Regions from separate parts of the Mus musculus genome. Here all the other regions are linked to region 1. A link is a loop called in an ENCODE intact Hi-C map of the cell type or tissue named here. Cell type or tissue: heart. All regions are shown on one strand. Region 1 holds the start of St3gal1 (ST3 beta-galactoside alpha-2,3-sialyltransferase 1). Region 2 overlaps 1700012I11Rik (RIKEN cDNA 1700012I11 gene). Region 3 overlaps Zfat (zinc finger and AT hook domain containing). Region 4 has its middle 180 kb from the start of Zfat.

Region 1 (8,000 bases):
TCAGTAAGATAGCTTTGCTGTGCTCTGAACTCATGGGGAGGCAGCAGTGTGCACTAAATCCATGTCAGGGCTCCCCAGGAGACCCGCTGTGCAGGCACTCCCAGTAATGACTACTTCCAGTTGTTTCCCAGCAGGGCATGTTGGGAGACATGATCAGGGTGACAAAAAGAAATGCATACATCCTTCCCTGACGTTCAGCCTGTTTCCCTTGCCTCTGAATATGGTCCAGTGTGTCAAAAGTGCTGCTTGCATGGAATGTCACTGAATGAATGAATGCATGAATGAATGAATGAATAAATAAATAAATAAATAAATAAATAGCAGAAGGGAAGGCAGGGAAGGATATGGAGACCTGCCCTGTTAAACCTAGAAAGGAATGTGTTTTGTTAACAGGCAGGGAGTAGGTGGATTTTTAAAAGTTCCACCTACATTTTCTTACTAGAAGTAGGTTCATTTTATGTAGGGAAGGTGACGGTTTATATACACTCATCAGAGCTCACCAGAGTCCTTTTCAGAGTCATCCAGAGACCCCACTAAGACTCTGGGGTGGACACAGAGCTGGTGTGGGCTCTCAGCAATATAAGTGTAACCAGCTGGATGACCTGGGGCTATTCATTTGCCTAATCTAACCTTCCCTCTACAGAATCCATTAGATTATAATAGCAGCCTTCCATTCATATAGTATTTTTCCATCTCCCTAAGTGATTCCCTATGCACTCTGCCTCCTTGCCAGAACACTACAATTAATTCATCCAGCACTCCCTTACTAGCTTCTGGACTACAGGGAGAGGACTCCAGTCAGCGGGAAGCAAGGCACAGTGTTCCTCAGCTACAGTAAGCCTCATCAAATCAAGAGGCACATGGGCAGCAGATACAGGCTTGCAAACCACAGGGCTCTTTTCTTTAACCCTGAGGTCCAGTTAGGTGACCATTTAACTTGTATTCTACTGAAAGTCACCACAGTGTGAGTATGTTCCTGCTCCAAACTGTATCTGTGGGGACCAAGGATCTAAGTGGCTCACACTAGATAGGGCTGCAAGATGTTGTGCTAGGGAGGACAGTAGCCGATGGGGATGGGATCTCTGCCTTCCTCTCACATACACACAAAAGAATGCCAGGCGCTGCAGTTTGAACAGCTTCTCAGAGAGAACACAGCTCATAGAGATGCGCCCAGTGACAAGGACCTCACCTCGTTTCTAGCATGGAAACCCAAACCAACCTAGAACAGCAGAGAAAACTACTCAGCACAGGTCATAGAACACCTTGGAGACCCCCTCCTCTCATATCCTGGTGAGGGACAGCCCAGTGGCAGATCAGACCCCAGTGAGGTTTAACTGGAAGAGTCTTGGCAATACTTCTCCCTTACCCCGCACACACAAATTATAACTTAGAGGTTTCTGTTCTTTTCCTTCCTTTTCTGGTAGTTTGTTGTTTCTTTGTCCTCCACTTCTTCCCTTTTAACAATTTCTCTTCTACTTCCTCGGAACTTACACAGTGTACCAACCCTATCTAGGCAGTCCAGAAGCAGAGTTGAAACCCACTCCTTCCTCCTTCCACAAGCTGGCTTGGATTGAGTGAGCTCTTAGATGCCAAGGGCAGTTTCAAGAGCCCTGTATCCACTTGCTCAGTACAACAACCCAAGCAAACGAACGCTGGGACCAGGGCCCTTTGCAAGGGAGTACGTGGAAACACAAACCTAGGAAACAGTGGATATGGCCCAAAGAGCCCAAGATCACACCGTAATGGAGAAGTGCCGCAAATTCGCCCCAACATTACAGCCTCATTCTAGTGAGTAAACAGCCAGGCAGCTCTGGCCTCCCCCACTGCAAAGGCTTGTCCCCAGAAGTCTCCAGAACTGAAAACGGAGAGACTCCTGCGCACACCGTCTTTCCTCTTAACATTCCACGGAAAAGTTGTAGATGAGATAGTTCCAGTGAGAGGATACCCACTGACAAACCAGATCTTAGAAATGCCTTTTAAATCCACCATTTATGATCTACGACCCACACACGTTAAATTCCGTACCCTCACTTCCCTATTAAAACAGAAAAACTTCTACCCTAACCTAAACCAAATCCCCATCCCCAGGCTGCCTTGGGGACCTTTCTAACTCTGATTCCCACTATCAGCCTTTGCTTAGCGCTGGTCTGCGAAGCTGTCTATCCATCCGCAAAGGAAAGGCCCTCGGCGGAGTAGACGGGAAGGGCGGGGATGTGGATGCTTATAGTGACCTGCTCTGCGGCTCCCAGTCCTGGCTGCACAGACACCGCAATCCCTAACCCCGCGGTGCCCCTCCCCAAGCCTACCTAAATCCCACCTCGAGTCCCACGCCCTCAGAAAAAGCGGTGGCTTTGCCTGATCGCCCTCTCTCTCCACTGCGACCCTGAATGGGGCTCTTCTGGGCACCGCCAGCCACATCCTCTCGGTGCACGCCCAACGCCTCGTCCCTCGGGTTGACCCCACGGGCTTCGAGCCTCTCGGGAGTTCTTCCCTAGCCTCGCCAGCTGTTCCCGCAGATCCCTCTCTTGAGGCAGTGATATTGTTCCCGCGCTGCCTCCTCCGGCGTCTCTCAGACGGGTCCGGCCTCCACCCAGCCCGCTGCTGTCCACGTGGCTTGGCTGAGCTATATTGAGCTTGCAGGAAGCCCCAAGCTAGAGGAAAGCCGAGCTGAGGCCGGCAGGAGGGGCGGAGGGGGGCGCCCGAGCGCCAAGGGGCGGGCGCTGGGCGGAGGAAGGGGAGGAACCTAGAGCCGAAGAGCCGTGCTGGGCGCGCCGGAGTCACGGCTGGGACCGGGCGGGCGAAAGCGACTCCTCCCCGGACGCCCCGCCTCTCACTCCCGTTACACCCGGGGGAAGGTGTTCCAGAGGCGGCTCCCATCCTCACCCCGCCTCCCTTTTCTCCGGCGCTAACCTCTGCCGGCGGAGCCCACTATGCCAGACACTTTCGACACTTTGCAAAGACAAAGAGCCCTAAACCGGAGGGAGGAGAGAGGAGGAGGCAGAGAAGGAGCGTGAGGTTTGAGCTGGCTGGGTAAGTATCCTGAACACATCTCCTTAGATACCTCTCTGAACCTCTTCAGTGCCCCCAAAGTCCGGAGTGTCTCTGGCTTTGGTAAGTACGCACCCAGCTGGTCCCTGTCCCGGTGCCCCAGGGACGGCGCCCCCTCGCGAGTTGGGGCTGGAGAAATGTTGCTTGTGTTCTCTGAGTACTGAGGTGATCGTCCCGACCCGGGCACAGAAGGGGTGGGAAAGGGACTAGAAAGGTGTAACAGTAGAAATGGGACCAAAGACCCTAGGCGCCAAGAGGGAGACACAAGGAGAGAGATCTCTGTCTCCGCCACGGTGGTCTTCTACCTGCGGGTCAGGGAGGAGACTCCAGCTCTGGGGCTCCAGGCTCTTTGGCACTTACTGGAGGAGCCTGCCGGAGCTCAGTGAAGAGCCTATGGCAGTTGTAGCAGTGGCTCCCGGAGCGGCCGTGGTGACATTGCGCCCAGCACCGCAGTGGATCCCCGCCCGGGCCGCGGGTAGGAGACTCCATCAGGCGCAGATTGTCCCCACTCTCTAGAGAAGCGGAGGTCTCGGGCTGGGACACTGGGGACGCTTGGAAAGCGTTGGTTTTCCAGACCAGAGGTCTGGACAGTGTCCGGATGGAGTCTCCCGATCAGCTGTGGGCAGGCGCGGACCCGGGAGGAGGCTGTTGGTCCCCGGGACACCTCTAATACCGCCCCGTTTCGGATCTCGGGGAGAAGTTGGAGCTTAGGACAGCACAGCAAAAAGCGGTGTGTCAGAAAGTGGGTAGATGAGGGTGGTCAAAGTGAGCGTGGCGGTGGAAAGTCTAAACTTGGAATCTGCTCCAAACCCGTTAGGCGCCGCAGCTGCCAAGAAATAATGGGACAAAAGTTAGCAAAGTCTGCATCTCTGTAGTGTGACCTGCGCAGGGCATGGTCTGCTGCTTTGATATGTGCACGGGGTGGGCAATGGTGACACCGGACAAAGCGACTTGGTTGGAGTACTATTAGCTCGGGATTCGGACCTTTGCGCAAGCAACTTTCAGCCCTCGTTTTTCTACGCGTGGGTGTTTGAGTGTGACCTTGCGGGAGGCAGCGCGGCTGAACTCGAGAAGGGGATTAAGTCTCCCGGTGCCTGCCTCGTAGTACAGGTAAAGCGTGGGGCCCTTCGCCTTGCTTCACCGTGGAGTCTCAGAAAAGGTGCCCGAACCTCCATCCATCTGCTGGAACCTGGAGTTTCTCCAGCCTTTTGCACAAGGGTCCTAGCCAGCTTCTTCCTCCAGCAGGAATTGGTGGCGCGCTCCATGAGAGACATGTGCGCGCCCAAAAGCGTGCGAGTGGGTGGGAGTTGGGATGGTCAAGCCATCTCGGAAGCTGATTGACTCCCGGAGACACTAGTGACCCTCCCCCACCCCCCACCCCCCAGGACAGGAACAAGCTCGCACAGTTGCTACATCAGGCATTTGCCAGACTTTCTCTGTGTTTAATGGGTAAAGCCTGTCCTCTCCCAGTTTACCACTGTCTCGGGTCCCCACGCTTCCATGGACTTGTGGTGAGATGGAGCGCCCACGCCTTCCTGCTGCAGGTGAGGGGCGCTCCCCAGCAGAAAGACTGCTAGGATCAGGGGACGATCTCTGCCACCGCTTCTGACTTGTAGTTGATGCTAACACTGTGCGCACTAAAAGGGCCTCTAGAAGGCGTCCCGAGTCCGGACGCCCCTTGTCCCTTTCCACGATTGCTACTAAATTAAAATTCATCCAGTGACTTCCAGGAGAGCGCTGAGCACCCACCCTGCTAAACCAGAGTGTGCAGTTCTGGAAACTGCGGGCGGTGTCCCTAGGTTTTCTTTCTTGGATGATGGCCCAGAGCGCCCCCAGGTTTGAAAAAGAGGGATGCATTGCCCCCTGTCGGCTGCTTTGGATAGAGCGGTTAAACTAAGCTGTGAGAAAGGGTGACCAAAGCCACTGGGTTGGGCCCCTGCGCCTCTGCACTTCCCCTTCCTGTCCCAAACACCAAAGCCTAGTCATTTTCTGAACTTTCATGATTGGCTAAAAGAAAGAAAAAAAAAAAACTAAAATTCTCCATCTGTGTCTCCTGTGTGTGCCTAAAATTGGGTGTAAGATGAAGAACTTCGCTTTGAACATATGACTTAGCCTCTGAAAACCACAGCTTCCATATCTGTAAAGCGGAGCCATTCCTACGGACTCCAAAGAGTCCTGAAGAACAGATATTATGTATAACTGTGTGTAGACATATACTGGGCAAACAGGCTCGAAAATATGCTTGTGTATATACATGTACGTGAACAGAAGCCAACTAAAGAATAAAAGGATGGATAGAGGACTTCTTCCCTGTCCTTTCTGACATTTCCTTTCCCTGCCTTTTTCGTTCAGGTCATGCTGGCCAGCAAAGCCACAGCCTGGACTTAGCGGGGCCTTCCCCACACTGGCTTTGACCAGATCTGGGGCTAGAAAACAGGAAGTGTTGCTTGACGTGACCACAGGGGTTTCTTCGGGAGTGTGAGCACCACTCTTTTTGGGCTCTGGAGCAGTGAGCACGAGCTGACTTTTTCTGAGCTATTTGTAGATGGCTCTGAGTTCATTCTTCAGGTGCAGGCTACCAGCACCCTTCCCATGCTCCTCCTGAGGTTGGGGCCTCTGAACAGTTGGCTGTCACTAATGTTACAGGTTCTTGAGTCTTCCTTCCCCTTGGGGAAGTAGTTTGTGGATGGGCCTAAAAGAAAAGGATGTCCCGGATCCTCAGTGTGAGTTTGTGACAAGTAAATGTCCCTCTCTCCTCCTACCAAGCAGCCTGTCTTGTCGGAACTCTATTCTATAAACAAGGGTCAGGCAGACCTCTCCAGGAAGGAGCCTCCAGATGTGTGCCTTTGATACCTACCCCTATCAATTTTACCTGGCTGGAATTGCTGACTCAAGGGGTCTGTGTTTGGACAGAGCTTTACTTTGTAGAAGCTGAACCTTAGCTTTCATCCTAAGCCATTCCCGGTCTCCATAAAGCAAACAAAACAGAAAAAATGTAATGTCTACCAGTCAGCTTGTCTTTGTACAATGGTCTCTTCTCCAGAGGTATTTCCCAAGGTCCCCAGTAAATACTCGAGATCCTAGCTAATATGGGGTGCTATGACAAAGTCCAGATTTTATATTGAGCAAAGTTAAAAGGTTAATGATAACTAGCAATGAAACAGAGCAATTATAACAACAATCAGCAATACAAGTTGCTTCAAAACTTATCAGTTTAAAAGTTCTAGAACTTTCTACGTAGTATTCTTTGAACTTCAGCTGATTGTAAGTTAATGAAAATGGGGAAGTGAAACAACTGGCAGGGGGTACTTCTAGAGTGATTACTTCCCAGTGACTGCTTTGTGCACGGAGAGGTGGCCTGGTTAGCGTGAATTCTAGAATCAGACTCTCAGGCCCTTTTGGATCAGTTGCATGACCCACATGGAAACTGCATTCCTCATCACTGGCTTGAGAACCCGAGAGCATGTCTGTTCTAATTCGGTCAGAAGAACATAGACATGAGCCCCATCAGAGCCTGTCTTTGAGTCTCAGTGCCAAGGCTCAATTGCTTTGCAACGTGCCACCCAAGCTATTCTGGGTCCTGGGTCTCTGTTTCATTCTCTGCAAAATAAGAAGCTGTGGCTCTCTGCTGGTAGGCACCTGGCATACAGCAAAACCTCTTCGTAAAGACAGTACCCACCTCCTTTAGGTTTGCTCGGATTCTGCCTCAGAACTAGTCCACTTGGGGAGACTGGAGTGCTACCCCAGGCTCCTCCCCTCTCACTGACAGAGTGACTTCCTGTCTTTCACTAGGTCAAGTTTTTGCCAGCAGTTCTCAATACTGGGTTTGAGAGATGAGGTCTGACTCCTGACTGTGCATTTATAGTAGTGTCTAAGAGGCTTCTGTGAGTAGATGTAAAGAGACCAGTGTGACCTCCTTGTCTACATGCTAAAAGTGATCTTAGACATTATTCTATTCAATTCCTTAGCTTTAATGCAAAACTATTAGCCCTGGGGAACAACACCAAAATGATATGTTAACACTTTTCTGCTCTTCATCTCCAAAACCACTCATTTTTATTCACTCAGGTCTTGATGTGCTTAATGGATAACCAACATCGCACATCACTGGGAAGTCTGGAATTCACCACTTCTTTGGTTACTTTGGTGGTCAGGGTTGTATTTCAGTGATTCCATCTGAGCTAGTGTTTATGGGAACTTTGTTTGGTTCCAGATACCTCACAGGATTCTGGAGGTACTGGAGTAGAAAAGCTGGCTGTCCCGGAGGTCTTAGTATTCTGGGGGAGGTACCTGGGATGATGGCAAGTCATGCCGTGTGTGGTATTTATCAGAACCAAAGCCACTTGTGCTGAAAGATGGAGAGAACCCTCATCTTTGAAGGGTCCACAGAAGGAAACCTGGGGATTCTAAGCCTCAGGGACGTAGGGTTTCTGCTGTCAGTCTGCAGTAAAACAGATGTGTTTTCTTGGGTGATGTCATGCAGATATCAAAAGTGTTGTACACCCTGCGTATGCAAGAGAAATAGAGCCACTGAGACACCAGGCTGTTGTCAGCTTCTGCACAAAGAGGTGAGGCAGCTGGAGGTGGTAGGAACTAGATGCTTTGGCCTCCTATTCCTGCAGTGTGCCCTTTTTCTCTGGCCAGTTTACACACTAGGGTAAGATCCTCACTACAAACTTCTGACTGTATGACCCCAGACCTCAGTGTGAGTGTATGAAGCCAGGAGGCTGCATTGGATTCTCTTGGAAGATGCAGCTTAATACTTTATTTTGAATATTTGACTTGCCCCTCTACATACACCTCCCATTCAGATTTGAACAGCAGATCGGGGAGGGTGGAGTTAAGGAAACAGCAGGCAGAGGTGAGGTAAGGGTGCTGGCGTTCAGTGGGACTGTGTGAACAGCTCAGCTTTTGGACCTCTGTGCAAAGTCTTGGTAGGATGCATGGGCCTC
Region 2 (8,000 bases), 87 kb before region 1:
GGATACCCACGATATAAGATACAATTTCCTAAACACATGAAACTCAAGAAAAATGAAGACTGAAGTGTGGACACTAGGCCCCTCCTTAGAAGTGGGAACAAAACACCCATGGAAGGAGTTACAGAAACAAAGTATGGAGCTGAGATGAAAGGATGGACCATGTAGAGACTGCCATATCCAGGGATCCACCCCATAATCAGCTTCCAAATGCTGACACCATTGCATACACTAGCAAGATTTTACTGAAAGGACCCAGACGTAGCTGTCTCTTGTGAGACTATGCCGGGGCCTAGCAAACACAGAAGTGGATGCTCACAGTCAGCTAATGGATGGATCACAGGGCTCCCAATGGAGGAGCTAGAGAAAGTACCCAAGGAGCTAAAGGGATCTTCAACCCTATAGGTGGAACAACATTATGAACTAACCAGTACCCCTGAGCTCTTGACTCTAGCTGCATATGTATCAAAAGATGGCCTAGTCGGCCATCACTGGAAAGAGAGGCCCATTGGACACGCAGACTTTGTGTGCCCCGGTACAGGGGAACGCCAGGGCCAAAGGGGGGGAGTGGGTGGGTAGGGGAGTGGGGGTGGGTGGGTAAGGGGGACTTTTGGTATAGCATTGGAAATGTAAATGAGCTAAATACCTAATAAAAAATGGAAAAAAAAAAAAAAAAAAAAAAAAAAAAAAAAAAAAAGAAAATTCATTGGCATGCATTTATCTTTAACTGTATATACACTTGCATTTTAGCCACTTATCTTCCATGAGAATTATAAGAGCTAAGGCATAATCCTGTATTTGTTACCTCTGCTAATTTTCATTTCCCTTGCACATCTAGATTTCTATCATTTTACCTTGAAGAATTTACTGTAGCGTTTTGGGTAGTGACCACAGAGTGTCACCAAAATGACATATAACTTATGACATCAATCTGTATTTCACCATGTTTGAACAGACTCTGTTGGATACAGATTCACAGTTTAGTTACTGTTTTTCTCACTTACAAGTCTGGAGTTACCTCCTGGCCTCTGCTGTTTCTGATAAAAATTTAGCAGTAGCCTTATGTGTATCTGCTATGTGGACCACTTTGTTTTCTTCTGGTTTCCTTGAAAACCTCTTCCTTATCTCTAGTTTTCATCCATCCAGTTGTAATGCCACTGGATATGGCTCCCCAGGTATTATTCTATTTTGACGGTTGCCTGATTTGGCAACTGTTTATTCTATACATCCTATCTCCTTTCTTCTTTGTGTCTATTTATATTTTAAGATTTATTTTCATTATGTTTAACTTATATCTAAGTATGTGTATCTGTGTTTGGGTATGTAAGTTCAGGTACTTGGGTATGCCAGAGATGTTGGATCCCACTATAGCTAGTGTTGCATCCAACATAGGTGCTGGGAAATGAACTCAGACCTCTGAAAGACCAGTAAGTGCTCTCCAGCTCTGATCTGGTCATATTTTAGCCCAATGGCTAGTCATATATTTATTTAATGCTGATCATTGTAGAAAAGACATTATATGAGTTTTTATTTCATATCATTGTTTTAGAACCTTGGTTTAGTACATTCTTAAGAATAAAGAAGAATAATTTATGTCATTTGCTGGAAAATGAATGCAAAAAGGGATAGTGGTATTATGGGAAATAAAGCAAACATAAAAATTAATATCATTTTTCTTTCTTTTATATAGCCTAGAGTTTATACAGATACAAAGTAATTTTTTAAATATTTGTATACACAAAACACATATATGGAGAGAGAGGGAGAGGAGGGAGAGAGAGAGAGAGAGAGAGAGAGAGAGAGAGAGCATGAAAGCAGAAATGAGATTAGTACGTTAATGAGAGAGAGGTTGTCTGGGATACAGAAGGAACCTAGCAGGAGAATGAAGGAAAGGGTAGATTATGCACAATCCCTGTGCACGATACAATTAAATGTTTTTATGAAACCCATCATCATACATAATAAAAATGTGCCAATAAAATTATTTTAAACACATTATTCTGTTAAGTCTGTGGAAAACTTAATATGCTCTCTAAGCTCCAATCATGTCTCAGAGTACAAACTTCAATTTATTCTCCTCGTGGACCTATGGTTAGGATGGGCCACATGGCTCCTCTCTCTTAGTGGGCTTTCTGACATCTCAGCTAGATGATGGAGTGCTGAGACATTCTACTCTGGCAGAGAACATCAAGGTTCTGAGCCCTTCACTTACTTCCCTGATCACTGCCTGGCCTGTAGTATCTATGTTGCTCTCAACATTACACAAGATGCTGTATGACAAGCATGGCAGATTGGCCCCTGTGCAGGTAGGGATCCACAACAGAATCTCTGTGATTCCCTGTCAACTTATAGAAACTCCTTTCTACACAGGCTCCTCCTCTCCATTTCCCAGCCCTGAGATGCTATCTGCCTAGAGTTTTCACCTCTGCTATCTTCTTGGCTCACGCAGGTTACCTGTTCTGCTTGGAGTCTAACTCAGCATCACAGTCAGAGACTGTGCTGGAACAACGTTGTTGATCATGAGACCCACTTCAGGAGGCTTTCTTCTCTGAGCACTGCAGAAATACATTGCCTGTTACTCACTGCCTGAACACAGTAACCTTGTAGATTTTTTTTCCAGTTTCATATTTCTTTACGGCAGGAGAAACCGGCGAGAGAACATAGGACTGCACTGTGGCTGGAAGCCTGTGGAATGCATTTTTAATTTCCTCACTTTGAATTACAGGAAAGTCTAAAGAAGGGAGGATTAAATGGCTAGTGTTTGGACCAATCCCCAGTGTGTTTTCCCATCTAGAAACATACTTCCCGTCAACACCCAAAGAAAATGAAAAACAGCTTCAGACTTGCCAAAGCAAAACAAAAACAAAAGGATTATAAAAAATAAGTTAAAATCACCTTCTTCATGTCCTCTCATAGAAACGTGATGGTGAAGCATGTCATGGAATGAAGAACTAGAAAGGACCCAGGATCTGAGAGGCAGAGGATCCTGCTCAGGAAAAGTTGCCTTAGTAAGACCCTGGGGTTGTCATCTTGAGTCAGGGTGAGGAAGTGAGAAGATTGATTTCCAGTGACCAAAAAAGAGCCAGCAGCTTAGGTGACAGGCACATAAGCAGAAGGTGCAAATACTCATAGCGAACATGTGACCAGCAGGAAAGAAACTATAAAAATCAAGGCAATTATTACACCCAAGTCAAATAAAAATGATTAGGAGACTGTATTTGTATGCTATTTAACCAAGCATTCAATAACAACCAATGCTAACATAGTTATAATTTTATAAAAATTATTTACCCATTCAAATAAGAACCATAAACAGATATCACTAAGAGATATAGGTACAGAGGGCAGCTTCTTTGTACTGTGCTGTTGTGTAATGGGACTGTTGTGTAAGACAGAGAATACCTGTCTCTCATTGAGATATGTCCAAATCCTCCTGCTACTACTGCCTAACTGGGTCGACCTCAGCAACTTATTTTGGCTTCAAGAGACTCAGTTTCCCCTCTACAAAAATATATTTTATTAACTATTTTTTTTCATCTCTGTAATCAAATACCTGACAATCGAGCATCTTAAGGGAGGAAGGATTTATTTTGGGTCACAGTTTGAGTGGATACAGCCCATGATGATGAGAAAGGCACATGGTAACAAGTATCCTTGTCAGACTGTCCAGTTGAGACTCTCCTTATGTGAGAAAGCAAGGTGCCCAGCTATAAAAATCTAGCCCCTCTCCTAACTCACTTCCTCCACCTAGACCCCCATCTCCCAGAGTTTCCACAAGCTTCCCAGAACAGTACTGCCAGCTGGGACCCAAGCATTCACACATAGAAGCCTATAGGGGTACATTTTGCATCTAAACCATATCATGTAAATTCTCTCATTACATTGCTATATCAATTAAACAATATATACAGCATTGTAATGCATATAATGACACTAAATATATGTGCATGCCCAGGGTAATTGTCTTCCCTCTGTACTCAGACAAGAGAAAAGGATGAAATAGACTCACTTTTCTCATCCAGCTTCAGAAGCCACAGCTTTCATCTGACCCCATCCTCAGACACCGCACATCCTGTGTTGCAATGGCACAGAACTGCTCCCAAGTCCTTACAGCACACTTTCCTGCAAGATGCACTGCGATACCAGGCTATCTGTTTTCCCTAGAGCTCCCTCTTTAACCATGTACTAAATACCCCAGTCTTCTACTGTGTTTCCAACTAGAGCTGATTTTTCTTTTATTTATCACTAGCTACATCATGGGCCATTTATACATAGGCACACAAGAACCTTGCTTTTACCCAGAACATCTATTTGAATGTTTCTTGAACGATGACTGCACACCAAGTACTGTGCATGTTATAATAAAAGTTGAGGATCTGGGAGGGCGTGGACTCATATGATCATTTCAAATTGAGCCCATTAGGTCAGGATTTCTAAGAGGCACTGGTAATCAGCATGACTGTGATGGAGACTCTTTCTCCCATTGCGTTTACAATGTGTGAGCACACAGACAGGGATTACAATGCAAAGTAAGACCTAGATAGGAAGAAGGACCTAAGTGTGTGAATTACAAAGATGGGACATCTGCCAGTTATTAGAATTCTCCACTAAAGTCAAAACGAGCAGAAGAGCTGAGTTTGAGGCTGAACCACAAGATATATACACAGTGTGACAGAATCAAGAGACCCACGTTGTGGGTTCTATCTAGAAGGATCTAGAAGAATCAGGGAAAACTATGGTGTGTGTTTTTTTTTTTAATCTAGACCTTAAGGCTCCACAAATTGCTGCTGTTGATTCTCGGTATCTTTTTATGGTGAACCAATGAGTCACTGCATTGGTTCATAGCCACCTTAATCTGGGAAGTATCATTCCAATTGTTGCCAAAATGATTTTAATTACTTTAATTCAGCAGTCCTATGTGTGTCACCTAAATCTTGGAAGTTTCTATTGTTTAAAGAGTAGGGGCTTACCTCATTTACAGCTATTTACTACAAAGTAAAAAGCTAATTTATATTTATAAATTATGCTTATTTAAACACTAGGCTAGTGTCCAACTCCATTCATTTGTTTAAAGATGAATTCAGGCTATCAAGGAGAGAAACACAAAGGCTAGACAAAAAGATTAGCTCATTTATTCTTTCTTTACTACATGAATGAAGTTTCAAAACAAACATTATGATTCCAAAGTGAAGCTAGTACCTAGTATAACTGAGAGATATGAACAAAAAAACAGTAAAGGATGATAAAATTGAAAGTACATTTTAAAATTTTAAATATACATTAAACATATGCTATATTATACATAAAGAATATATATTTAAATATATAGTGTGTGTGCACGCGCACATGTTCACATGCATGTGATATGTTTATGTATGGATATGCATATACAAAGTGCAGGCATGGAGGTTAAAGAGCAGCTTTGGGGAGTCAGTTCTCTCCTTCTGCCATGTGTGTCCCAGGGATTAAAGTCAGGTTGTCAGGTTTAGTGACAAGTGTCTTCAACCATCCCTTGAAACGACAGTTGTAAAAAGCCACAATTGGGCTTATCTTACATCCTTGAGAATCAGAGGGAAATAAGATACAATTTGTGCTATGGAAAATAGGTTCGATGGCTCAGCAGAGAGCTCCCAGCAGGCCACACTCCCCTTCCCTTGTTCCTGCAGTAGCTGCCATGATTCAGGCTCTCATGATTCAACAACATCTGCACTGAAATATCCCACCTGTCCTGCCAATCTGCCAATACACTACCAGCCCAGAGACTCTACTAAAATAGACATTTAAACAAATCTCTCTTTTAAATTTTATCCACCACCCCCCTCAATTAGAAAGGATTTTTTGCTCAGTGTGAAGTTTCAGGTTGACTCGCCTGTTCTTTAACATTTTTTTTCCATTTTTTATTAGGTATTTAGCTCATTTACATTTCCAATGCTATACCAAAAGTCCCCCTTACCCACCCACCCCCACTCCCCTACCCACCCACTCCCCCCCTTTGGCCCTGGCGTTCCCCTGTACCGGGGCACACAAAGTCTGCGTGTCCAATGGGCCTCTCTTTCCAGTGATGGCCGACTAGGCCATCTTTTGATACATATGCAGCTAGAGTCAAGAGCTCAGGGGTACTGGTTAGTTCATAATGTTGTTCCACCTATAGGGTTGAAGATCCCTTTAGCTCCTTGGGTACTTTCTCTAGCTCCTCCATTGGGAGCCCTGTGATCCATCCATTAGCTGACTGTGAGCATCCACTTCTGTGTTTGCTAGGCCCCGGCATAGTCTCACAAGAGACAGCTACACCTGGGTCCTTTCAGTAAAATCTTGCTAGTGTATGCAATGGTGTCAGCATTTGGAAGCTGATTATGGGGTGGATCCCTGGCTATGGCAGTCTCTACATGGTCCATCCTTTCATCTCAGCTCCATACTTTGTTTCTGTAACTCCTTCCATGGGTGTTTTGTTCCCACTTCTAAGGAGGGGCATAGTGTCCACACTTCAGTCTTCATTTTTCTTGAGTTTCATGTGTTTAGGAAATTGTATCTTATATCGTGGGTATCCTAGGTTTTGGGCTAGTATCCACTTATCAGTGAGTACATATTGTGTGAGTTCCTTTGTGATTGTGTTACCTCACTCAGGATGATGCTCTCCAGGTCCATCCATTTGGCTAGGAATTTCATAAATTCATTCTTTTTAATAGCTGAGTAGTACTCCATTGTGTAGATGTACCACATTTTCTGTATCCATTCCTCTGTTGAGGGGCATCTGGGTTCTTTCCAGTTTCTGGCTATTATAAATAAGGCTGCTATGAACATAGTGGAGCATGTGTCCTTCTTACCAGTTGGGGCTTCTTCTGGATATATGCCCAGGAGAGGTATTGCTGGATCCTCCGGTAGTACTATGTCCAATTTTCTGAGGAACCGCCAGACTGATTTCCAGAGTGGTTGTACAAGCCTGCAATCCCACCAACAATGGAGGAGTGTTCCTCTTTCGCCACATCCTCGCCAGCATCTGCTGTCACCTGAATTTTTGATCTTAGCCATTCTCACTGGTGTGAGGTGGAATCTCAGGGTTGTTTTGATTTGTATTTCCCTGATGATTAAGGATGTTGAACATTTTTTCAGGTGCTTCTCTGCCATTCGGTATTCCTCAGGTGAGAATTCTTTGTTCAGTTCTGAGCCCCATTTTTTAAGGGGGTTATTTGATTTTCTGAGGTCCACCTTCTTGAGTTCTTTATATATGTTGGATATTAGTCCCCTATCTGATTTAGGATAGGTAAAGATCCTTTCCCAGTCTGTTGGTGGTCTTTTTGTCTTATAGACAGTGTCTTTTGCCTTGCAGAAACTTTGGAGTTTCATTAGGTCCCATTTGTCAATTCTCGATCTTACAGCACAAGCCATTGCTGTTCTGTTCAGGAAATTTTCCCCTGTGCCCATATCTTCAAGGCTTTTCCCCACTTTCTCCTCTATAAGTTTCAGTGTCTCTGGTTTTATGTGAAGTTCCTTGATCCACTTAGATTTGACCTTAGTACAAGGAGATAAGTATGGATCGATTTGCATTCTTCTACATGATAACAACCAGTTGTGCCAGCACCAATTGTTGAAAATGCTGTCTTTCTTCCACTGGATGGTTTTGGCTCCCTTGTCGAAGATCAAGTGACCATAGGTGTGTGGGTTCATTTCTGGGTCTTCAATTCTATTCCATTGGTCCACTTGTCTGTCTCTATACCAGTACCATGCAGTTTTTATCACAATTGCTCTGTAGTAAAGCTTTAGGTCAGGCATAGATAGAGAACTTCAGACCAATTTCTCTTATGAACATCGATGCAAAAATTCTTAATAAAATTCTCGCTAACCGAATCCAAGAACACATTAAAGCAATCATCCATCCTGACCAAGTAGGTTTTATTCCAGGGATGCAGGGATGGTTTAATATACGAAAATCCATCAATGTAATCCATTATATAAACAAACTCAGAGACAAAAACCACATGATCATCTCGTTAGATGCAGAAAAA
Region 3 (8,000 bases), 1.0 Mb before region 1:
CTCTATGAGTACAGGTAATATGCCTGTGACACTGCCCAGGAGGAAAGACCTTACTCCACCCTTGGCCCAATACATCTTGTCAGGACTCTTCTGAGATCTCCTTGCAGTTTACAGTCTAGCAGATACACTTTTAGAGTTTTAAAAATTTTATTCCTGTTTATATGTGACTGTGTACCTGGTGTGTGTGTGTGTGTGTGTGTGTGTGTATCCCTGTGTCTGTGAATACTTGCCACATGTATGTGGGTGCCCATTGGAGACAGAAGAGGTCATGGGATCTTCTGCAGCTGGGGTGACAGGTAGTTGTGAGCTGTCGCACATGGGCACTGGGAACTGATGTCGTGTTCTGGAAGAAGTGTATGCTTGTAACCGCTGAGCCATATCTTTACAACTTTTTATTGTTTTGAGAATTTCATACATGAGTATATGATATTTGCATCATTTTTACACTTCCTTCTCTCTTTTTCAACTCTTCCCTCACCTCTGTCTTGGGGCTCATGCCCTCATCTTGTATAATTATTATTGTTATATACATGTACACGTGGTATTTGTGTTTGTGTGTGTGTGTGTGTGTGTGTGTGTATGTATATATATGTGTGTGTGTGTGTATATATATATATATATATATACATATATATATATACCCATATATACATATATATAGGTTTGGGGCTGACCACTTGAGACTGGATAAGCTATTTGGAGGTCTCTGGAGAAAGTTGATTTTCCCCCTCTAAATGTTTCCTAACTGCCTATAGCTCTTCACTTAGGAGTGAGGCTTGGAACATTTCCACCATCCTCTTGGCTCGTCACCTGGTATGGTAATTATGAATGTTGTTTTAGGCAACCGTAGTTTTGAGATTTCACAGGTGCGGCATGTCTATCATGTCTAAAAGATACTGCTTGCAGCAGGCATCCTGGTCCTTTGCCTCTTCCCATCCCTTATTTCGTCCCCATCTTCTATAGTTGTACTGTAGATATGTAACTGAGGGTGAGCACCTCAAGGTCACTTGTTCTTTGCATTTTTGATCAGTTGTACATCTCAATAGCAGCCTCCAACTGCTGCAAAATGAAGCTTCTTTGATGAGGGGTGAGAGCTACACTTTCCCATGGATATAAAAACAAGTGTATAGAATATAGCAAGAAGATATATTGATTTAGGGACATGGTCGTAGTGGTTTCTCCTTTAGGGTCTGTAAGCTCTCAAGCAAGGGATAAGTAGCCAGGTGTACAGTATCAGGCATTCCCTCTTATCGAATGGCCTTAAGTCTAATCCATTTGCCTACAAAATTAATGATGGTTGTTTTTTAATAGCTGAATACTATTCCATTGTGCAGATGTATCATATTTTTAAAATGTATTCTTCAGTTGAGGGGTATCTTAGATTGTCTCCACTTTCTGGATATTACGAATAAGGCTGCTATGAACATACTGGAGCACATATCCTTGTGGGATGGTGAGACATCTTTTGGGTATATGTTCAGGAATGGTATAGCTGGGTTTTGAGGTAGAACTATTTCCAGTTTTCTGAGAAACTGCCAAATTGGTTTCGAATGTGGTTGTACAAGTTTGTACTCCCACCAGCAATGGAGGAGTGTTCCCCTTGTTCCACATCCTCTACACCATATGCTATTACATGAGTTTTTGGTCTTAGCCATTCCGACAGGTGTAAGATGGAATCTCAGAGTTGTTTTGGTTTGTATTTCCCTGATGACTAAATACTTTGAACATTTATTTAAGTGTTTCTCAGCCACCTGAGATTTTCCTCTGTTGACAATTCTCTGTTTAGCTTTGTACCCCATTTTTAAATTGAGTTATTTTGGTTGTTGTTGTCTCAAGTTCTTTATAAATTTTGGATATTAGCTCTCTGTCAGATGTAGGGTTTGTGAAAATCCTTTCCCAATCTGTAGGCTGCCATTTTGTTCTATTGACAGTGTTCTGTCCTGTGTGTGCGTGTGTGTATAAGTATGTTAAGTAAGCTTATAAAACAGTATGTTTCCAGGTATACATTTTAAAACTGTATTTTTTTCACTATCAAACAATCTGTTTCCCAGTACCTCTTCTATTGCCAGGGTGATTCTCAGTGTTCCGTGAGTGTCTCATTTAGTTGTCAACCTCAAGAGAAAGACATAGTAGGTGGTATGCCTTAGGAGAGAAGATTGCTCAATGTGATGATAGTTCTGACTGGCCTGGAGATAGCTATGTAGACCAGGGTAGCCTTGAATTCAAAGAGATCTGTTTTTTTTTTTCCATTTTTTATTGGGTATTTAGCTCATTTACATTTCCTATGTGATACCAAAAGTCCCCCATAGCCACCCACCCCCACTCCCCTACCCACCCACTCCCCCTTTTTGGCCTTGGCGTTCCCCTGTACTGGGGCATATAAAGTTTGCATGTCCAATGGGCCTCTCTTTCCAGTGATGGCCGACTAGGCCATCTTTTGATACATATGCAGCTAGAGTCAAGAGCTCCAGGGTACTGGTTAGTTCATATTGTTGTTCGAGATCTGTTTTTTGTAAGCCTCTGTACTGCTGGAATTAAAGGAATGTATCACTACTACTTCCATTTTGAAAAATATTGACAGCCTGTATATGATACTTGTGACTGTTTTGCTAGGTGTCACAACCCCAAACAATTAGCAAATGTCAACTGTTGTCATTTTTAAAAGCCATATGACATTTTTGCATAGTTCTATAGTCCCGGGGCATTAGTACTGTTTTTTGTTTGTTTGTTTTTGTTTCTTTGCTTGTTTTTGAGACAGGGTTTCTCTGTATAGCCTTGCCTGTCCTGGAACTCACTTTGTAGAACCAGGCTGGCCTCGAACTCAGAAATCTGCCTGCCTCTGCCTCCCAAGTGCTGGGATTAAAGGCGTGTGCCACCACCACCAGGCTAGTACTGTTTTAATGTAGTATTTAACATGCAGTTTTATCATTAGTCTTTGCATGTTATTTTGACTTCGGTACAGGCCTCATCACATGGTTTGGGGGTGAAGAAGGACCGCTTTACATTTCAGCACATGTGGCTGTTGTCAGAATGACCTGCCACCTCAGGTCTCCCTGCTCCCTTCCAGCTGAGACTGTGTCCACCTTGCCTTTGTCCTCTTGGCCTCCACTGAGTCAGTAGTTATCCTGCTGTTCTCATGCAAAGCAGGCTTTAAAACTTTCAATCTGTGGCCACTCATGAGGAATGGATTCTCTATGTACATGGCTAGGTTATTGGCTATTTGTGTTCGTAGATGGCTGGGGTAGTCCTCATTCATATGATTAACTCACTCTGCATCTGGACTGTCCTATGTACTTAAATTATTTCCCACAGTTTATCATTTACTCTCTAATGTCTTTTGCATTTCTTTTCTACTCTTTTTTATACTAGCGTAGACAACTGTCATCATGTCCTCCAATGATGAAAATATACTTCTGTATATTTTTGTTTCTGGTGTGCTTTCATTCAGTCTACATATTTTAAAGTTATAATTTGGAAATTGTATTTCTCCATAACTTGAGAAGTAAGGACACACACACACACACACACAAAACCAATACATTAATGTAAAGAAATTCTTAATAAATATTATTTAGTTAATGAATTATTTAAAAATATAAGGTCTACAGAGAAGATAGGGTCTTGCAATTCAAAGTCTAAAAACCCCTTAAAATTAAACATTGTGCTTTGGAGTTGCAAAGACAGTGCAAAACGGCCCCATGTCCCCACCCCTCACACAGAGCCAAGGAGTATCAAGATTCCCAGTGTGCCCTGTGGTTCAGTCACTTGTTGCCTGTATAGATTTGTCAGCCATATTGCCAGCAGGTGGCAGAGTTGCCCTGTTCCCTCAAAGCTCACCTGTTGCTGCTCTTTTACCCACATTGGTCTCCCAACACTTGCCCACTGATCTAGTCTCCAAATCTGTGATTTTGTCATTCTGAGAATGCTGTGTAAACTGAACAACACAGTATGTGTTTCTGTAAGATTGGTTAAAAAAGAACTGGGCATTTAAGCTCCTTTTCTAATTTAGTCCCTGAGGAATTTAAGTCTAGCCAAGGTGTTTATCCAGTGTCCCCGTTGGGGGGAGGTAAGGAGCAAGATCTGCTCTTTCAGGCTGTGTCCTGAGCTACCACATTCCTGCCTTAGAAATCCCTGTTATCTCTGCCTTAGGGGGACAGAGCACACTCTTTCCCCAGGCCTCTGGCAGGGAGGGTTTCCTGTACCTTAGTAAGAAATCAAAGTTCCTCTGCAAGCTTCGTACTGTTGGCAGTACATTCTGTGATAATTAGGCAGTGACTGTAGCAAGGCAGGCAGGCACCGTCCTCCTCACAGGATTATCAGTATACATAGTAATAAGCCCCGTGGAAAACATCCTCATCCGTCACTGATCCCCGTGGCCTAAAAGGTCTTCAATTTCACAGATACCTAACGGGAAGGTAGAGCCTCGTTGTTTTCCCCACCTCTGGTCTGGGTGGACGCCTCTCAAGTCTGTAGAAGTGCCCTTATGCCCAGCTGCCTCGGGCTGAGCTCAACATACTGCACGGTGCTCCCTAGGCTACCAAGCACAACATTACAATCGGAAAATAGTCACATAATTCTTCCAGCACATGCACTGTAAAGAGCACTTCAGTGACATTTCAGAAATTGACCTTGACTCCAGAGCTTGTTAAAACAATTAGATGAAAGCAAAATAAGTGTTTTCTCTCTCTCCTCTGAACCCTGGCAAGTTAAAATAACATTTAGAATATGTATCCAACATTTATTTATTTTATTCTGCATTTCAATAGTAAGAGGAACTGGGAAAAGAGTTTTTTCCCCTGTTGTGATGAGGAACAGCTGGTGTTTTTGAAAAACATTTTTCAGCCTGCAGAAATCAATATGTGAAGCTTGTGAAAGTGGCTTCTGAGCCCCCAAAGTTTCCTATTACTGGGGTCATTCCCTGAAAAGAGAACTGTGAAACTCCCCACTGCTCTTGTTAAACATTCCTATGGAAGAACACACAGTAGTTTCCAGGTCTTCTTGAAGACACACTGTGTTCTCCTGGAGTTTTCGACTGTACTTCCTTCAGCTCTGTGCCTTATGACACAGTTGCTTGTGACAGTTGCTGGACACTTGATGAGGATAGTTCTGAGTTGCATTTGAGAGTCTGCAGGTGGCCTTCTGACCAGCACACATTTCTCCTTGGGAAAGTGAGTGATGGCTCTGTTTCTTTTTGCTGCCTTTTCGTTGCTTTTTTTTTCCCCCTCCTAACAACTCAGGGAACATTAGGAAAAGATAGCAGACTAGGACACCCCAAGACTGTCCTCAGCACAAAGGAGATCTGTTTGCCCAGAGGAACAAAGGACAGAGAATAAGAGACAAAGGCAGGAGATGGAAGAAGAGGGAGAAGGGGACAAGACCAGGGGAGAGAAGGAAGGAGTATTTGTCTTAGAGGACAAAGGACTGCCTCTGGATAGAGGATACTGATGTGGCCCATAGGCAAACGGCAGTTTATAAACGTAAAAGGGAGCCCCTGAGTTAGGATGAGGTGTTTAATTTTAACTGGGCATGCTAATTAGGTGAGCCAAAGGGGCTTTTGATTACTTCAGTACTCTGAGAGCTGGACCTTGGTAGTTAGCCTCAGGAGGAAGAAGGGGCCAAAGAAGGGAACAGGCTTTGGGAATCCAATCTAATAGTTTTTAGCAAGGCAAAGAGAATGAGGGAGAAGGGCAAAGCCTGCCAGAGCCCTGTTTGTCATGCTTGGACTGCCTAGAGTTCCTCCGGGAAGAGACACCAGTAGGCATCCGACTGAGCTCAGCCTTGGGCACCATGTAGTAAGGATGTGTGTTGTATGTCAGACTTTTTCCTATACAGACACAACACACACACACCAACTCACCCTAGATAGGGAGACCAAAGTTTGGATACCAACAAAGTCCAACTTGGTGAACCAGTAAGTTTTATTCCGGTTACTTATAGGAGCAGAAATGACTCAAAGCCAGAGCTGCACCACCAAAGCCCACCTCATAAAAGTAGAAAACCTGGAGCACACTGTACAGCCTGCAGGCCGCTCAGCGGGTTGGAGAGTCCTTTCCAGGTGGCTCAGGTGGTCTAGACCTCTTCCAGGCAGCTGGCTGGTTTCTGCTGCAGCATGTGGGCTTGACTAAGACTCTTCTGGGTGAACCCTTGTCTTGGCTTGTCTGAGAGTGACTCTCAGCAGGCTGGAAGGGTGGGTGTGGGCTCTTGAATCTGGATAATTGTAGGGACTTCCTGAAGCAGTTTGAGATGTTTCTTTCTGTCTTAGGGAGCTTCTCTGATGGATGAAATATTTTGATCCGAGAGCTCGCTGCTACATAGTGCTGTGGCCCTGCATGGTTCTTTCCCCTGGGATTCAGTTGCTGCAGCCCTCCTGCCTTCCCGCTCTACCTGCCTAGTCTTCTCTAATGCCCTTCTCTTCTGCTCATCACAGAACTGTGCCAGATTCTGCCCATAGGCATAGGGCATGGCTCAGGCCACTCCACCTGAGTGGAGCTCTGCTGACCTGTCCTTTAGCAACTTCTGGATTTTTGACCTATGACTGCCCCTGGACCCCTGGTCTTTTGTCATGTCCATGTAGAGGTTATGTTGGCTTTACACCAGTCACTGTCTGATTCTGCTTCTGGACCTAAGAACCTGTCCAGAGTGTGCAGAGCATAGAGTGCTCTGTGCTTCTTGCTCAAGTGTCTCCCATGTCCAACCATCCCCACCACTGATGTGCCTGGCCTGTCTTACCATGGTCTGGGACTGGACTATTTGTCACAGTCCACTTCCTCTTTGCATTTCTTGCTAGAAAGTGTTCCCTAGATTATTTCAGTGTTTGCCTCCTGCAAAGTCTTCTTGGCCCCCTTAGCCAGCTATTTTGTACTTTTCTGACTGTGAGTACAGTGCCTACAGCAGAGGCAGTGCCGGGGAGGGAGAGGGTCTGTGGATGCACAGGCTTCTGATTCTTTATACAGCCTTCCCATTCATTCTTGGTGTTGCCTGGAGAAGGAGGGAATTGAACACCTAGAGCTGTGAACCTGTGGGAAGCTATAGGGTATTTAGGGAAGCTTCCATGGGCCTGGAAGATTAGACAGGGAAGGTTTCCATTTGCCTACTTCCAGAGGTGATGGAGGCCTGAACTTCTCACTCTTAGTGCAATTCCACAAATGTAGGTGGAGGGATTAGAAAGCCTGGCACTGCTGTCTTCTCGTGCCCAACTGAGCAAGCCACTAGGCAAGGCACTATATGTCTGCCTCCTTCTACCACTGGATGCTGGGGCAAGTGTCTTCTCCTCCCTTGGGTTAAGAAATGGAGGGTCTTCTAGACTTGAGAAATGTCTTAAGTCTGGGTGGAGAGTGCATGTGGAAGTGAAGAGTTGGGTCTCGATCTCTGAAACTCCCAGGATCCAGCTCTTGCTATAAGGGTCACAGTCTTTAGGAGGCAGTGTCCTGCACTGTGGATCTTGACTCTTTTGCCTGCCTTTGGAACAAAGGATGCTTAGGCACCTTTTCAAGGATCTAGGATACCCACTAAATCCTGCCCCAGAAGATTTTGAACCACTACTTTAGGAAGGAAGGCTCTGCCCATATCTTGGAGGCAACTGGAAGCTGCATGCTCTTAGGACTATGCAGTAGAGGCCTGCTGGAACATGACAGAGGCAGTGGCAGCAAATAGATGGTCGTGTTGCTGCCTGGTTTCAGGGGGCTGCTTGCTCTATTCCAGTGTGAGAGGCCAGGGCTGGGGTGCCTGTAGTGCTGCTCTTGCCACTGGGCTTTACTGAGCTGAGATGCAAGTGTATATAAACTGAGGCTTTCAGCACCAGATTTATAAATGGAGAACGTAGCCAACCACTCCAGAGTGTGCTTGAGGGGAAGGTTTTTATTGTAGCCAAGGAGAGGCAAAGGGAGGGCTGAGGGGGAGGAAGGAGGAGGAGGAGGGAGAGGAGGAGGAGGAAGGGAGGGAGGGCACTCATGGCAGAATAGCAGAGTTATATGGGAATGAGAATCTGAGAGAGAACAGCA
Region 4 (8,000 bases), 900 kb before region 1:
AAGGGGGAATATTATGTAATTAGATTTTAATTTCAAAAAACTATTTTAAAAAAACAAGAGCATGGGAAACCCGTTGAGAGATGCTCCATGACCTCACCAAGTGCAGAGCAGAGGGTAACTCTGGCCTCTCAGGGCTGGGCTAAGCTGTGGGTATCATCTTTCACCTGGCTGATGACTGAGCTGTGCTGATCTGTGTTTCATGCCTTTGAGGTGACAGTGACTCGTTTTTTAACCTGTATCTACGAGACTAATTTAGCAAATTAATTTTTCTTGTACTAGCTATTTAAAATTCATTAGCTTTTGTCGCTGATGACTTTCTCCTTGCTCTCTGGATCTGCCTGTCAAGGCAGGAGCAGAAAGACCATGTGGTACTAAGCTCTCCCCCTGCCATGACCCTTTGAAAATTTTCCAGTGAATTGTCCCTGCTGTCCCTGAAAGCACCCTGGGGCTACATCAATCTCTTCCCCGTGGTAATAATTTTAGGTCCTAGAGGGATGTCTTTGAGAATCAATTCAGTGGCTAATATTTTGCTGGAGAAGAAAAAAAAGGGGGGGGGGTTGCTGAGGGGGCTTAACCTACTATGGACCACAAAAATTTCCAGGTAAATTATTTTGAAGTCAACCCAGCCCCTTTCTTAGCTGTGACAGGGACATGTTTGGGTTTGATTTTAAAAAATTCTAATCAGTCACTGTCCCCATTCCTGCCGTAATTTAGAGCTTCGGTGGCTTGTGGTAGATCACCGTTGCTACACTTCCTGCAGGCTAAGAAGGCAATGACAGCTTAGTGTATTAACTACCACAAAGCAGACAAAAAGGAACAGCAAGGTCTAGGGGGACCGAGGAGGCTATGCCAGACCACAGTCCCCTGGGAGAACAGGGTAGAGGACAGTAGTAGTACTTGCCACCCAGATCTTGGTCATGATATTTGCTTCTACACATCACTCCCAAGGATTCTCAGTCAGATCTGTGAGTCACAGGTCCTTAGCTCAAACAGTAGCCCTGCCCCAAGGGGGCTGGCAAGGGGTGGACCACCTGGCAAACCCCCCCCCCCCGGGATAAAACTATACAGTCCATTCCTTGATTTCTGTTTTTCTCCCCGGCCACAACACACACAGTTTTCCTTTGCTCTCTGATTGAAGTGCTTGCTGCCACACTGCAGGCATGGAGCCGTGGGTCAGTTGATTGGATGTTGGAGCCCCAAAGCTGGTAGCCAAGTTCTTATCTCAGGTTACAGTGACAGGAAGCTAACACATTTGATGGCAAGCCCTATGTTCATAGGTAGTGCCTTCAAATTGTATACGTGGTGGGACGATGACTAGGCTCTCTTCATGGCTTTTCTAGAGAACATTGACCCTCCCAGTCCGTGTGGGCATAGACTCAAGGAGCTCATCGCCACCTTCTTTTTTTTCTTTTATTAGATATTTTCTTTATTTACATTTCCAATGCTATCCCGAAAGTCCTCTATACCCTCCCCCCCTGCCCTGCTCCCCTACCCACCCACCCCCACTTCTTGGCCCTGGCGTTCCCCTGAACTGAGGCATATAAAGTTTGCAAGACCAAGGGGTCTCTCTTTCCAATGATGGCCAACTAGGCCATCTTCTGATACATATGCAGCTAGAGTCAAGAGCTCCGGGGTACTAGTTAGTTCATATTGTTGTTCCACCTATAGGGTTGCAGACCCCTTTAGCTCCTTGGGTACTTTCTCTAGCTCCTCCACTGGGGGCCCTGTGTTCCATCCAATAGCTGACTGTGAGCATCCACTTCTGTGTTTGCCAGGCACCGGCCTAGTCTCACAAGAGACAGCTATATCAGGGTTCCTTCAGCAAAATATTGCTGGCATATGCAATAGTGTCTGGGTTTGGTGGCTGATTATTAGATGGATCCACAGGTGGGGCAGTCTCTGGATGGTCCATCCTTTCCTCTTAGCTCCAAATTTTGTCTCTGTAACTCCTTTCATTGGGTATTTTGTTCCCTATTCTAAGGAGGAATGAAGTATCCACACGTTAGATACTTGATTTTCTTGTGTTTTGCAAATTGTATCTTGGGTATTCTAAGTTTCTGGGCTAATATCCACTTATCACTGAGTGTAGATCAAGTGACTTCTTTTGTGACTGGGTTACCTCACTCAGGATGATATCTTCCAGATACATCCATTTGCCCAAGAATTTCATAAATTCATTGTTTTTAGTAGCCGAGTAGTACTCCATTGTGTAAATGTACCACATTTTCTGTATCCATTCCTCTGTAGAGGGACATCTGGGTTCTTTCCAGCTTCTGGCTATTATAAATAAGGCTGCTATGAACATAGTGGCGCATCATCACCCCCTTCTAATACCATCATTTCATCAGCATTTCAAATTCTGGAGTGCTCCCAAACCAGTTGCAGAGATGGGAAACATGCAAAGTTCATCAAGTCACCCCCAACATGCAGACATGCTTGGGCATGCAGGGAGGGGCAGGGGGGGAAAGACAAAGACAGAGAGACAGAGATATGAAAAGCAATGTGAATGAACATACCATATCAAAGTGTGGGATGGTGGAGCAATCTGTGTTATATGTGTGCAAACAGGCTCAGAAAACAGGGGACATATCCCATGATGAGAGCAAGTAGGTGCTTCCATTGAGAGCTATGTACCCGCAATGAGGGTTTGGGTAAGGCTTGTCCCTGCTATGTCATCTTCTTGTTGCCTTCAGTTCTTGCGGCTGCTGACCTTACCACCTACTGTTAGAACAGGACAGGAGGGACTCAGAAGGAGACTTTAGGAAGCCACCCCTGCAGCAAGGACCAGCCCCTTTCACTGTGGTCCTCCGCAGAGACACAACTATTCTGTTAGTGTAAGTTGGGCATCAGGAGCCTCCATGGCCTGCAAAAGGAAAGCATCCATCCATAGTTGAGGACACCGTTGATCTAGATGTCTGTTCTGGTCCTCCATGATGTCATAACTCACCCCAAACTGCCTTTGCAGTGAGCAATAATTTTGTTGGAATATTGGCAAATCTAAGGCCATCCCTTCACCCCTGGGAAGTTTTCATAGGAGCCGACTGTGTGTTGGTCCACAAAGGGCGATCCTCCAAATGAGCTGGCTCTTTCAGTGACTGAATCTACACTCTAGAACTGGACATATTTAGTGAACGTAATTTCAGGTAGGTGAACTTGTATGAGTGGGATGCTGTGAACCAGAAACCCTTAGGTGGGGAATGTGTTAAGTGCCTTATACTTGCACCCAATTAGCACTGACCTTGTCTGTGGGAGGCTGGACAGAAAGATGAGAAGAACCCAGCATGTACTCTCTTGTCTACATTCAGTTCACCTAGACAATGTTTGACCTCTCTGGAGGACAGGATTCTGGTTGAATAGAAGGTTAAGTTTGTTGTACCCAACCCTAGACCTCCCACTCTTATCCCTGGAGGATGTTACAGGCTAATGGGAGAGAAGAATACCCCACTTGTGGAAGCCAGTATGCTGCCAAGAAGTCCCCTCACATATGATTGAGTTCTTTGGGAGTCCTAGTGAAAGGCAAAGACCTACTGATATGTTTGGCAAAACATGATATGATGTGAAAGGAGGGTGGGAGGATGTGAACCCCGAGGTACCAGTCATATGACAGATCTATGAAGTTTATTTTGAGTCATGAGAAAGGGGTTGAGAAGGAGGTAGAGGCAGAGAGAGAGGAAACAGAGGACAGAAGAAGAGAGGGGGAGGGGGAGGGAGAGGGAGAGAGAGATTGAGATTTAAGCTGAGAACCGAGCAATGATGTTCACAGTGGTGTGTCCAGTTCCAGCTCCCCTCCCATACTCTTCTAGCATCTGAAGGTACAACTTGGAGATGGATATGTATGTGGTCCAAGGGGCACAGAAGTGCAAAGGAGGAATGCCATTGTCTGAGACAATGGGCCACCAGTAGGGGGAGCTAGAATTCCCTTGGTTGGTCCAAGCTGACAAACCCCAGGCTGGTGTTTGCAGACTACTAGTATAGAGGACCTCTTGAGTGTCCAGGAGAGTGAGAGGAGGTAGAGCCATTCTCTGCCTCTAGAGCAACTCCATTTCAGCCTGCAGCCTGGTGTATAAGAAAAGGACTTGGGATCCTAGAAGTCCTACATTCCTGCTTGAGCCTTCCTGGCAGTAAGCCTTTTATTGGCTGGGCTTCAGTGTCTTCCTCTGGAAAGTGGAGGCACTCAGGCATTTGTGGTCATTCATTATACAGATGGAGATAAGAGCTCAGATCTTTCTAGGGCCTCCTATGATGCAGAGCACAACCTTAATGAATCCCACTGCGAGGACCAAAGGCCATCCCACTGAGATAGACTGAGAATTCAAGCCAGAAGTCTTGAATCTTTTCCCCAATTATGCTATGGACCATGAGTGACCCTAAAAAGTCTCCTCGGGACTGAGTTTCTCTTCGCAGGTTACAACTTTGTAGCCTGAGATGTATTTCTTTACTACAAAGACCTTCAGTTCGCTTGCTCAGAAATGAGTGTTTTCACTCTGTAGGGCTAAGGCAATGATTAAGTATAACTACTGTAGAGCTTGCCAGCTAGTATGTAGGCTGTAGCTATATATAGTATGTATGCTCACTATTTGACATATATCTACATGGTCTGCTCTAAGATAGTATTTTGGGTCTTGTGGAGCTGGAAGGACTCCTGATAGAGCCTTGGGCCACTGCAGTCCTATAGAGACCAACAAATACTTTCCTATAAAGAGCCAGCCAGACGTTAAATTCTGTAAGCAACACTGTCTCTGCTGCAACCACTCCTCTATGCCACTCTAACATAAAAGCAGCTGTGTCAATGAGTAAGCTCAATTGCATTCCAACACAACTTTATTTATAAATGTTGGAGATGGCCCAACTTTGGCCCACAAATAATAGTTTGTTGACCCTGTCCTAGACACTTGGGTCTACAGGGTCAGATCGTTAAAAGCTGCAGATATATTCATGGTTTTTTTTTGTATTTCCAACAGCCAAGAACTTTCACTGTCAAAAATCTGACACAGTTTTTACCTAGGTACCTTTCAACAAGAACCCCCTGGTGCCATTGGTTGAAGATGCCAGTCCTCCCTGCTTGAAGAATGGGAGAGAAGAGTTGTACTCTGGAGCTGCCCCAGGCCCCTGAGGGTTGCCCTTATGTCTAGGTATCCATTTCCTGCTTGAGGAAGGAAAGTAGAGTATATAGACATCCTGATAATTTGTTTTTATTATTATTATTATTATTATTATTATTATTATTTATTATTATTATGAATGAGTCAGTCATATCTGCTTTAGTGGCTTCTAATTCCTTTAATGGTGCTCTGAGGAAAATAAGACAGTGGTAGAAGGGGAATATCCTGTAACCAAAGTGCTGAAACACTAAAAGGGTTGAATGTGTCCGTGTCTCTAGCTGCATATGTAGCAGAAGATGGCCTAATCAGCCATTATTGGGAGGAGAGTCCCTTGGTCTTGTGAAGATCATATGCCCCAGTACAGGGGAATGCCAGGGCCAGGAAGAAGGAGTGGGTGGGTTGGGTAGTAGGGCGGGGGGGGGAGGTATAAGGGACTTATGGGATAGCATTTGAAATGTAAATGAAGAAAATATCTAATAAAAAAAAAGAAAAAGGGGTTGAATGATTGAAGCAAGGTGAGGCGGAGGTATTGTCTGTGGATCAAGTAGCCCTGTTCTCTGTTCCCCCTGGCCACAGATATGGAGGTCTGTGTCCCTCCTGAGCACCCTTCTATAGTGGATCCTTCTTCCGTACAGCAGCTTCTCCTCACTGGGTTTCCTTTCTCTCACCTTGCTAAGCTTCCCTCCCTCCCGGCTGCATCAGCCCCTGATGGATGGTCCCTTGATGGGCCAATCTTAATTAAGTTGGATGATCTTCCTTGAGCTTGCAAAATGCAATTAATTCTTTCAGCCCCAGCCAGCTATGGGAGCTCTATTTGATTCAGCTGTCCCTCCTGGAAAGTGCAGAGAAATACACAAGTTCTGGGCCCTGTGTTGCCGCCCTGAGCCCAGTTAGGTCATCCCTGGTGCTCACCAATAGATGCTCTAAACCTCTGGGTCCCATTACTGTGGAGTATGAATCATGGCCCATGCTGAAGAATCAATACAAACCTCCAGTGTGTTTCCATAGTTAGGTGTCCTGCCCTGCTACAAAGCCTTTGTCCTGGAAACCTTTCCTGACTCTGGTCTCCTGGGGCTATCTCTTTCCTGTCTCTGGCATCATAAACAAACTCAGCACAAACGACTTTGATCTTGTCCTCTCTTAGCTATGCAGTCCTGGTTTTCCACAGGTAAGGCATTGCCTGCTCCCGGAGTATGTGGGTGATGTATCCCTCTTATCCAGACAAGTACACAATCCCTTGCAGGATTTACCAAGAACCCCTTTCTGTCCTGAATCTTCAGCATGTACAGGAGATACACCTCCATCTAACTCTTATCCTAGCTCCCTGACGTTCAGGACAGATGGATTACTGGGAAGTGAAAAAATCCAAGTGCTACATAAAAGGTATTAGGAAAAATGGGGTGAGAATGAGGAGCACAACTTGTCCTGGAGAGTGAGGTAAAGCCTTCTCAGCATATCAGATAGTCCAGAGAAATCTCCTTGATGTAGTAGTTCAGGATCCAACTGGATGAAGGACGTGGCATGCACAGAGACCTGAGGCTGCCAAGAGTTCATCGCAGGAGAACCATGCCATGCCCAAGTGGAAAAGAACTCAGCAGGACGGAGATGAGAAAAGAGGGAGGGGAGCATGGGAAGATTCCTATGAAAATCTAGGAAATGTGGGACTCAGTATCTCTCCACGTGTCAAGAAGTCCTGGATTGGCTGTGCATGCAGGAAGTCCAAATCTGTCCCTTCCCTCCCTTCACCTCCATACCATCCCCTACAACTACTATTCCTTCTAACCCCATGACTTAAGGTGGACTCAGAGAGGATCCTGAACCAGGGTCACTCAGTTTGGAGACACGTACACACCATACCTGCAAAGTTCCCAGATGTGCTTCACATATATTACCCCCACCCCTGACATATGTCCTGCTACATCCCCCGTGAACACTAGAAAACACACACCACACCACACACACACACCATGATCCACACATCCAAAATACAAAACATTATAATCCAGTTACACACATTCATGCCGTGCACTACACAGATATCCCCATACAACACAAACCCACATAGCATTATGTTGTGTGGCTTTTCCTGGAATAAGCCACCTGAGGGGACAATGAGGATGGAACAGAGAAATAGTTCCAGCCAAGTCTAACTCAGAGAACCAGTGGGTTTATTAGGGCACAGAAGCAACAGTAAGGAGTGTGGGAAGCTTTGCCGCTCAACAGACTCCCTTCCTCCATTGCCTGTTAACTGCCTGTGCCTCCTGTGTAGCCCAGTGCACCTGGTGACAGTTTCCCTGCCCATCCAGAAAGAATCTTCATGGCTACAATTTTGTTACAATTTCATAGGTGCAATCATAATTGCTCTGATTTCAAGAGGGCAGTTTCCACGTCATGCTTGAATACCATAGTAAAACACCATATACATACAAAGTAGATAACCACATACACAAAACCAATGCACTTCTCTCACAGGACACATACCACACTGTGCACATAGACCACACTGCACACAAAATGTATACATACATCCCATTTCATACCAAACACACACCACATACCCACATATTCCAGTCAGTGTGCCACCTGCACGGAAGCAAAGAATCCTGCCTGGTTTTTCTATAAACCCTGGCTTGTTAATTGGCTGTCTCACTGCAGGCCTGTTTATCATCTTTCTCCAGAGCTTGGGCACCAAATGAAGATAGATTCCAGGAAGCTTTGAAACGTTCCAAATGCAGAACCCTGAGATCTGCACACTTTGAAGATTGGAACACATTTTAATTCGCCCCGCAACGCTGGATTATGTTCTAATTATCCCTCATGAATGCTCGGTTCCCTGTGACTTCTGGGAGTGGCATGGCTTGGTGGGAGAGCTGTTGTTCCCACTGCCCAGTGTCCTGG

The links. Peaks named below come from ENCODE experiments on the same cell type or tissue, not always from the same donor. Only the 100,000 strongest peaks of a DNase experiment are listed, where the experiment ranks them.
Region 2: a loop joins it to region 1, with 2.6 times the contacts of the local background. A loop is called at or near these places in 4 of 42 quality-filtered maps.
Region 3: it touches region 1 in a loop (10-fold over the local background); 9 of 42 quality-filtered maps call a loop at or near these places.
Region 4: it touches region 1 in a loop (9-fold over the local background); 8 of 42 quality-filtered maps call a loop at or near these places.

The regions. Positions count from the first base shown.
Region 1 is chr15:67,171,662-67,179,661 of GRCm38, reverse strand. St3gal1 (ST3 beta-galactoside alpha-2,3-sialyltransferase 1) reads left to right here and starts at 2,780. Exons shown (of 9, transcript NM_009177.4): 1 at 2,780-3,030. Gm31400 (a long non-coding RNA gene) reads right to left here. Exons shown (of 2, transcript XR_384162.3): 2 at 7,781-8,000. In heart, CTCF peaks have their summits at 2,654, 3,156, 4,704 and 4,904; DNase peaks (open chromatin) are centred at 2,771, 4,101, 4,911, 5,411 and 4 weaker places; H3K4me3 peaks cover 4,948 bases; H3K27ac peaks cover 6,163 bases.
Region 2 is chr15:67,258,547-67,266,546 of GRCm38, reverse strand. All of the region lies in intron 4 of 1700012I11Rik (RIKEN cDNA 1700012I11 gene), which reads right to left. Among named protein-coding and RNA genes, the nearest start is that of 1700012I11Rik, 36 kb to the right of the region's middle. In heart, no CTCF peak of the experiment used is centred here; no DNase peak of the experiment used is centred here.
Region 3 is chr15:68,201,102-68,209,101 of GRCm38, reverse strand. The region is part of intron 3 of Zfat (zinc finger and AT hook domain containing); the gene reads left to right. Among named protein-coding and RNA genes, the nearest start is that of Zfat, 54 kb to the left of the region's middle. In heart, a CTCF peak has its summit at 3,798 (motif pointing right); no DNase peak of the experiment used is centred here.
Region 4 is chr15:68,073,493-68,081,492 of GRCm38, reverse strand. No RefSeq gene overlaps it. Among named protein-coding and RNA genes, the nearest start is that of Zfat, 180 kb to the left of the region's middle. In heart, a CTCF peak has its summit at 3,898 (motif pointing right); no DNase peak of the experiment used is centred here; H3K27me3 peaks cover 239 bases.